Linked DNA regions of Homo sapiens: region 1 is linked to region 2. Evidence: chromatin contacts called from ENCODE Hi-C data. All regions are on one chromosome and are shown on one strand. Each heading gives the region's core, a stretch centred on a gene start or an enhancer-like site at or near the end of the contact. The rest is flanking DNA. Distances are from core to core; before and after follow the strand shown. Region 1 has its middle 15 kb from the start of ZNF831. Region 2 holds the start of RAB22A (RAB22A, member RAS oncogene family).

Evidence for each region. A loop is a pair of places that touch in the nucleus more often than their neighbours do. Pooled maps may share reads with other maps.
Region 1: a loop to region 2 is called in a map of CD4-positive, alpha-beta T cell, with 9 times the contacts of the local background. The contact joins the enhancer-like site here to the promoter of RAB22A in region 2. A Hi-C loop is called at or near these places in 4 of 168 maps with a recorded cell type or tissue (CD4-positive, alpha-beta T cell, CD8-positive, alpha-beta T cell and posterior vena cava) and 7 of 50 pooled maps.

The regions. Positions count from the first base shown.
Region 1 is chr20:59,146,876-59,150,722 of GRCh38, forward strand. It overlaps a transcript of ZNF831 not described here. Among named protein-coding and RNA genes, the nearest start is that of ZNF831, 15 kb to the right of the region's middle. RefSeq lists a silencer at 3,037-3,259. Within about 2 kb of position 2,441, at least 13 of the 41 ENCODE cell types and tissues checked have a DNase peak (open chromatin) inside an H3K27ac peak, as active enhancers do; they include CD4-positive, alpha-beta T cell and CD8-positive, alpha-beta T cell, where a contact is called at or near this core.
Region 2 is chr20:58,307,029-58,311,349 of GRCh38, forward strand. It overlaps RAB22A (RAB22A, member RAS oncogene family), which reads left to right and starts at 2,687. Exons shown (of 7, transcript NM_020673.3): 1 at 2,687-2,984; 2 at 4,015-4,094. The coding sequence starts at 2,949. It also overlaps the pseudogene PPP4R1L. RefSeq lists silencers at 2,156-2,715, 2,756-3,085.

The DNA of each region.
Region 1 (3,847 bases), core at 1,191-3,690, 840 kb after region 2:
TCTAAAATAGAAGGGACTCTAATAGGAAATGAAGCTGCAGAGTTCTGTGTGGAATGCAACAGGCAGGGACCTCGGCATGGAAAATACTAAGTGCAGATTACATGGCTGACAACCATGGGAGCAGGAGAAGGAGTAATCTCCTTGCTTATCGAGCATGTCTCTGGGTCGGAGGGGAGCTGAGTGGGGACATCGCTTCTGGAAGGTTTAGACCTTTCACCAAGAAGGAGAGGAAAAAGGAAGAACAACAAAGATGGAGAAAAGGGGGAAAAGAGGCCGTAATGTAATGTACATGTAGAAGAGAAGCAGACAAAAAGCTCCAAATTCTGTGCAGTCAGGGGATGAATCAGTTAGTAAAGATCTATTTTTAGTTTCCAAGATCTGCTGTTACATTTTGCCTGGCATTAATTAATGTCACAGGCATGTTCCATGCACAGGCTCTGAAGGGCCCTCGCGTGTCACTCTAGCTGGAGGTACCAGCCCTTCTTAATGGGAGCTCTCCAGTCCTTTGGGGTCTGGTCTCTGACACAAACATGTGTCCAGAATGTTCTGCTCTCTGACCTTGTCCCCTCTGGGTGTATCCGTTAATCTCCTCACTCTGGCCCTTGGATGTCTGGCCAGTGGCCAAGGGAGAATTGCAATTGTTATACTTTGTTTTTTAAAAGGAAAGGCTGTACAAGCTGAAATTGGGAAAAGGCAAAGATGTTGGATCATGGCTTAGAATTTAAAGAAAAGGCTTTGAGGGCAGCTCTCCTACCACAAGGAAGAATGAGGCCCCCCTCATCTCCAAACAAGGCTGATTTTGACTAATCAGATATCATAACTGGAGAACATCTTCCAATATAGTTTAGGCAAAGTGTAATATGTTAGCAAGAACTAATGATATGACTGGGGTTGATCAGATGTTGGCTGAAGTTGTGTGTGAGACTAATTATCTCCAAAAAACCTGTTCATATTTCAGAGGCGAGGCTGTAAATCTGAAGAGCAGCTGAAATGCAGGCATGATTGTACGCATGAAGCCTTGCTTTCTGAGGTGGTAAAAGGGGGGATTACAGGCCAGAATGAAAAACCCAAGGCCACGTGGCAGCACACTGTTGGGACAGCTGTTTTTGTACATTTGCACCAATTATTAGATCAATAAGAAAGTATGACTACATCATGGACCCTAATTAGAAGAGACGTCCCTTATACTCTCTGAAATGCTTGAGAATGTTCTCCTACTAACCTAGAGCCTGATGGGGCCATTGACGCTAATTGTTAAGTGCCGTTGGTCAAGGCCAATGCATAGTCTTCGTTTAGTTCCTAAGTCATTTGTGGTCGGCCCATCCAAGACAGGGACACGGACAATCTCATCAGAGTAGGCTGGGAGGGTTTCCATGATGGAATGGGGCTGGCCTCTCTGTTGAGGGGGGATATCCAAGGGGTGCACATGAGCTCTGAGGACCAGTGGCAAAGTCCCTGTTCAGTCCTTGGGAAGCATCACCACTGCTACATTTCTGATGTTCTGAAGATGGGTTAGAACAGAGCGGCCGGGCGCGGTGGCTCACGCCTGTAATCCCAGCACTTTGGGAGGCCGAGACGGGCAGATCACGAGGTCAGGAGATCGAGACCATCCTGGCTAACACGGTGAAACCCCGTCTCTACTAAAAATACAAAAATTAGCCGGGCATGGTGGCGCGCGCCTGTAGTCCCAGCTACACGGGAGGCTGAGGCAGGAGAATGGCGTGAACCCGGGAGGTGGAGCTTGCAGTGAGTCGAGATCGCGCCACTGCACTCCAGCCTGGGCGACAGAGCGAAACTCCGTCTCAAAAAAAAAAAAAAAAAAAAAAAAAAAAAAAAAAAAAAAAAAAAAGAACAGAGCGTGAGAGCAAGCAGGGTGCTGACTCTGGGTCTCATGTCTTGAGGCTCAATTCCATCCTGTCACCCAGCCAGGAGATTCAGAGGTCCTGCAGCCTCCTACCTCAGACCCACATACCTGGTGTGAGTTCTGCCCTCCTGACCACAACACCCCTGCACCTTGGACACAGCTTACCACATCCTTCCCCAGAGCATCTTGTGCCTTGGAGAGCAGGTGCAGTTGCAGCGTTCTGGGCTGCGGGCACTCGAGTTCAGCCCTGGCCAGAGGCTGTGAGGGGCAGAGCCAGGGGATGGTGTCTCCATTGGTAACGAGGGTCTCCATCCCTTCCAGGCTGGCCGTGTCTGTGGCCACAGATGAATAGGATGGGTGCCCATCTTGATGGGTCAGACAAGGTAAGGGCTCTCAGACCCCATCCTCTGTTTGAGATCAGACCAGAGGTGCCATCAGAAAATCAACTGAAGATTAACCAGCTTCCTCTGGTGCTCAAAACCTAGACTCCCTTTGCTGCTTTGCAATTTCTTTCTGTGTGTGGAGGTCTGATAAGCCAGACGAGATGAAGGGATGTTAATCCTTGGGCCCAGTCTCAATGGCAAACTTCCAATTAAAGAAGATGTGACTGTGGCCTGGGGCTGTGCCAAAGAAGGGCTTTGCTTATGTCTCTTTGTCTAATCTCTGTAATGGCCCCATGTGGTTGGCGCCTTCCCCAATACCATTTTATGGAGGAAGAAACGGAGTCTTATACATTTCATTTTACTTTTTGCATTGTATCTTAAAGATATAAAACTTTAACCTTATACTCCATAATATATCTATTGATCTTACTATAAAATAAGATCTCCCTCCTCCAAAAAAAATCGTGAAGGAAAAGGGTTCCCTCCTGAGTGAGCGCCAAAAGCCTGGGCTTGGCCTGTCGGAGAGAGAGGCTGCAGAGCCCCTGTATGGAGAGCAGACACCATCCACAGGGCCCCCAACACATGTTTCATGCCTGAGCCTTGTCCCTGTGATGTTGACACTGTGTGGATGGCGGGGCTGGAACTTGCCCTGAGGGCCCCAGGGAATCCGGCAAGGCCCAGTCTCCACTGCCTTTTTCTGTGGAATGTTCCAGCTGGCCGGTGTGCACAGGGAAATCTGAGCCGAGGCCCTGAGGGGGGCTGTCGTCCCACACAGGGCTAAGGCTCTCCAGGGAGCCTCAATGGCTGGACCCCCATCCAACGCCAGCGCCAGCCCCCTTTGCCCCGCCATGGCCCGCCTTTTCCTCTGTGACCTGCTACGGGCCTCACATCCTGAGAGGAGCCCTAGAAACGGGCTCTGTTGATAAAAACACACATACCCTTTGCCACAGGAAACGTGGCCTCACGTTCACAATGGTAACCACCAGGCTCCTCACAGAAACCAAAGAGGAACAGATTTTAGATTTTTACCTCAATTAGGAAACACATGTTCTCTCTCTCTCCTTCCCTCCCTCTCTCCTCTCAGCAAGTCTCAATTTTCCTCACATGCAACCTCTGCCCTCCCTATCCTAGATTGGGAAGCTGCACATTTAGGAAACAGAGACCGTGTTCCTTTGAGTTTAGGTAAAAACTGTGAGAAAACAGGATATAAGTCGTAATGGAAACCAGTGGACCTCGGGTCACAGGTAGGGTTGTCAGATAAAATACAGGATGCCCAGTTAAAATGGGAATTTCAGGTGAACAATGAATACTTTGTTAGTATAAGCGTGTCCCAAAGCCTGCACAGGATATACTTAAACTAAAATATTTATTATTTCTTCGAAATTCAAATTTAAGTAGGCAATCCTGTATTTTTATAGATCATCTATGAATAGTAACCATAGCATAGGGGACCCACCGTATGAGACTCAGAACCATCATCTGGGAGGAACGTTGAGGCAAACTTCTCCATCCAGATTAATTCCTGACCTTCTGAGAATAACAAACAGCCCACTATGCTGTGGCCAGTACTCCGCGCCAGCACACGCTGTCATTTTGTGGG
Region 2 (4,321 bases), core at 1,437-3,936:
ATGCTGTTGGTTTAAGCCATTGAGTTTTGGGGTGGTTAGATAACTGAAGCAGCTAGAAAATAGCTTTCCAGTCAGACCAAATACCACATCTATGAATGACAAGCACCATCATGGCAACTAAACATTGTTTATCCGTTGTATCAACGGAAATGATACAACTCCTTCAATCTGAGCATGCCCATCGGCTGAAACATTCAGCTGGGTAAACCTGGATCTATACTGTACCAGGCTCAACAGTGTTAAATAACTACTAATAATGATCACATGAATAACGGTAACAGCAGCCATTATTTACCAACTGTTTATTACATACTAGGCATTGTGCTAAATCCTTTATTCATTTAATCCCTTATAAAAGCCTTTTGAGGTGGGCCACTATAATGCCCATTTTACTGATGAGGTCGCTGAGGCATAGAGTGGTACAGCGACTTGCCTGGGATCACACTGACAGTAAACAGTGATACGGGATTTCACTCTTGGCCATCTGATTCCACAGACACCGGGCTCTTAACTATCAGCTTGCTTTACCCCTTCAAAAGTGTTATGCTACTTTAACAAAACTGCCCCTTGTTGGTTTGTTTTGTTTTGTTTTGTTTTTTTGAGACGGAGTCACTCTGTCGCCCAGGCTGGAGTGCAGTGGCGTTCACTGCAACCTCTGCCTCCCAGGTTCAAGCAATTCTCCTGCCTCAGCCTCCCGGGCAGCTAAGATTAGAGACGCGCGCCACCAAGCCCGGCTAATTTTTGTATTTTTAGTAGAGACAGGGTTTCACCATGTTGGCCAGGCTGGACTCAAGTGATCTGCCCGTCTCTGCCTCCCAAAGTGCGGGGATTACAGGCCTGAGCCACCGCACCCAGCCGAAACTGCGCCTTCTGAGTTAATGTGTGTAAAGAGTTTAAGACTGGGCCGGGCGTGGTGGCTCACGCCAGTAATCCCAACACTTTGGGAGGCCGAGGTGGGCGGATCACGAGGTCAGGAGATCGAGACCATCCTGGCTAACAGAGTGAAACCCCTTCTCTACTAAAAATACAAAAAATTAGCCGGGAGTGGTGGCGGGCGCCTATAGTCCCAGCTACTTGGGAGGCTGAGGCAGGAAAATGGCGTGAACCCAGGAGGTGGAGCTTGCAGTGAGCCGAGATCGTGCCACTGTACTCCAGCCTGGGCTACAGAGCAAGACTACGTCTCAAAAAAAAAAAAAAAAAAAAAAGAGTTTAACGCTGTCTGGTCCATGGTAAGTTTTCAGTAAACACCAACTCTTACTATTAGGAAACCTGAAGATGTGGAATGAAAGATGAGAGGAAGTACTGTATATGACTGGCGTACAGTACGCCCCCAATTAATGTTAGCTATTTGGATGATTTATATAGGGCTTCTTCACCAGCAAGCACTCCGGTGCTCGGTAATTTTCTGTTTACAAGTAGGCTCTCCCCACACCCTGTGAGCTCCCTGCGTGTAGAGCTGTTTTCAACACATCCTTGCAGGTTCGGAGCCCAACACGTGGCCCCCAGAGCAAATAGCTGCTCAGTAAGTTTCTTGACAGGAGAGAAAACGCTTCCTTCCTTCACCAGAAATGCGAACTTGGATTTCTAAGATGACACCTCCCCCAGCTACCAGCCCTTAACATGATTCCAAAAAAGAGGGCAAGAAGGGACAAGGGTCCCACCCAAGAAATGCGGGGGCCAATGGGCTCCATGGGATAAGAGATGGAGCCGGGCTTGTGGCCAGGACACTTGAGAAGTCCGTGCAACTCCGTGACCGGCCACACCGAGAGGGGGACCTCCCAAACCCCCCAGCAGTCCTAAAAAGTCCCTAGGAAAAGGGCAAGGCCCTGAGAGGGAAGTCACCCACCTCCCAGGTGGCGGACCCCCCGCCCGCCCAGGGTCGACTAGGACTTGGGACTACCCCCTCCGCCCATCCCACGGCAGCTGCAGGCGCAGGAAGAAAAGAAGTGACAGGGAGTCCAAAGTTTCCCCAACAACAAAAATCCTTCCCCCGAGGGAAGGGAAGGGCTCCCACCCTCAGCCCGCCCCGCCCAGGGAGGAGGGACCGCCACCAGTGGATCTAGGCAGTTGGGGGTCCCGCTGTTCTGGTCCCGACAAGGAGTGCCTGGCTTGAGGTTCCCCCGCCCCGCGCTTCGTGCACTCTGAATTCTTTGAGAGGGTCCCAGGGAGGGACAGGGGTGCCCCAACTCTTACTTACAGTCGTCTAAGTCATCCTGCAAGTCCACAAAGTACAGGGGGATCTCTGAAAACCAAGAAACACACAAGAAGTTACCAGGGGGCTGCGGCGAGAGGGGACGGGGTCGGGCAGGGGCCCCTCGGCCTCGCGGGGTGGTCACGGGGCGAGAGAGAGAGGGGCACCCCTGGCATCCCCCGAGCCCAGCCCCACTCACCCGCCATCTTGGGATGGGCATGGAGGCGGGACCGGCAGGGGCGGGGCCCTGCAGACAGGGGCGGGGCCCTGCAGACAGGGGCGGGGCCCTGCAGACAGGGGCGGGGCCCTGCAGACAGGGGCGGGGCCCTGCAGACAGGGGCGGGGCCCTGCAGACAGGGGCGGGGCCCTGCAGACAGGGGCGGGGCCCTGCAGACAGGGGCGGGGCCGTCGGCTTCGGGCCCCGCCCCCGATCCGCGCCGGCCGGCCGGCCCCGCCCTCTCAGCGAAGGTGGCTGCCGAGGTGGGCGGGGAGGTCAGGTGACGCGGCCGGCGTCCCAAGATGGCGGCGGCGGCGGCTCCCGGAAGGCCGCGGCGGCGTCCCGGCTGCTAAGGCGGGCCCCACGCGGCTGGCAGCGGACAGGCCGGACCTACGGCCGGAGGACGGGCGGCAGCCGCCTCTGCGCGGACCGGGGCTGGGCCGTGCGGCGGCAGCGGCGCCAGGGGATGCTCTTGCTGGGCCTGGCCTCTCCCTTCTCAACTTAGGGCGGCGGCGGGCCCGCGCCCCTGGCTCCCGGGCCATGGCGCTGAGGGAGCTCAAAGTGTGTCTGCTCGGGGTGAGTGGCGGCGGGTCCGGCCGGGAGGGCCACGGGAGGCTGGGCTGGCGGGGACCCCGGATCCCCCCTGTCCCCTCATCCCTTCCCCCCTCCCACGTCCAAGACGCTGTCTGCCAGCCCCGTGGACCCTCCCTCCAGCTCGGGAGCCGTCCCGCCCACCTCTTGCACTCTCGAAAAGGTCCTGGAGGCCGAAGGGACCCTTCCCCTTCCCCTCCCTGGAGCCCGTGGACTCTTCCCGCCCCACAAAGAGCAAACAGCCCCCCCTTGCCTCTCTATTGCATCTGGGTTAAGAGAGGTTCTTAAATAGTTTTCTCCCAACTTACCAAGGTATTAGTTGGGAGTTGGCCAAGTCTTCCAAAGTAAAACCAATAACAGGTCTTTAGGTTTTACAAGCAGCATTAGCCTACTTTGTCTCTTGGGTGTTTTTGAACTTGTGGGATACCCCTGCCACTTGTCCAAAGAGTTACTTTGCCAAGTAACTCTTCCTGTGGAGAAAAGGGGTGTTCAAATCAGGAAGCCCCAAAGACTAGTTTGAAGCTTCAGCTTCCTGTCTTGTCAGGAAAGACAAGGTGTTGGCCATTTCAAAGCCTTCTTTCTGAAATTGATGCTGTCATTCCAGAGTTTCTGCCTTAAAGATCGGCAGGAACTCCAATAACTAATCTTTATTCCCCCAAATAGGGTGGGGCTAGGATTCATCAGGGATTACTCAGAGGTAACTCAGGAGTTCAAAGTTTACTAACATATGTTAAAAAGCAAGTGGACTTGTTACTTTTTACACGAAGCAGAAACTTTGGGTCTCTCAAAAGGTCCTAATCTGTCTTAACGGCAAAAACCTCTCCCTTTTAGTACAGTTGGAATTTCCTAATTACTCTACTGAATTTTTATGACAACCGCTTTTGTGTTCCTCCGTTTATAAAATTTACACGTCTAGGGTGATTTTTCTAAAATCCTGAACTTATGCCACAAAGTAGTTTTTGGTGTCTGCCAAAAGGTAAACTTTTTCTCAGTCCCTCATCTCGTTCTCTTTCAGGATACAGGTGTAGGTAAATCGAGTATTGTGTGGCGGTTTGTGGAAGACAGTTTTGATCCAAACATCAACCCAACAATAGGGTAAGAGACTTTTATTTGATACACATCTAAAGGTGCATTGAAAATCCTTCCAAATACATAGTGTGTTACAGGTGTAGGCCCTGCGCTTTGTAGTCATTGAATTCTGAGTCGCTGGTTCGCATCATCTCTGGAAGGACTTGAAAGAGTCCAGTGAGGATCTGTGTATTTTAGGAAAATTATCTTCGGACTTGTTGGGGGTGAGAACTTCAAAATGCAAATATGAATTG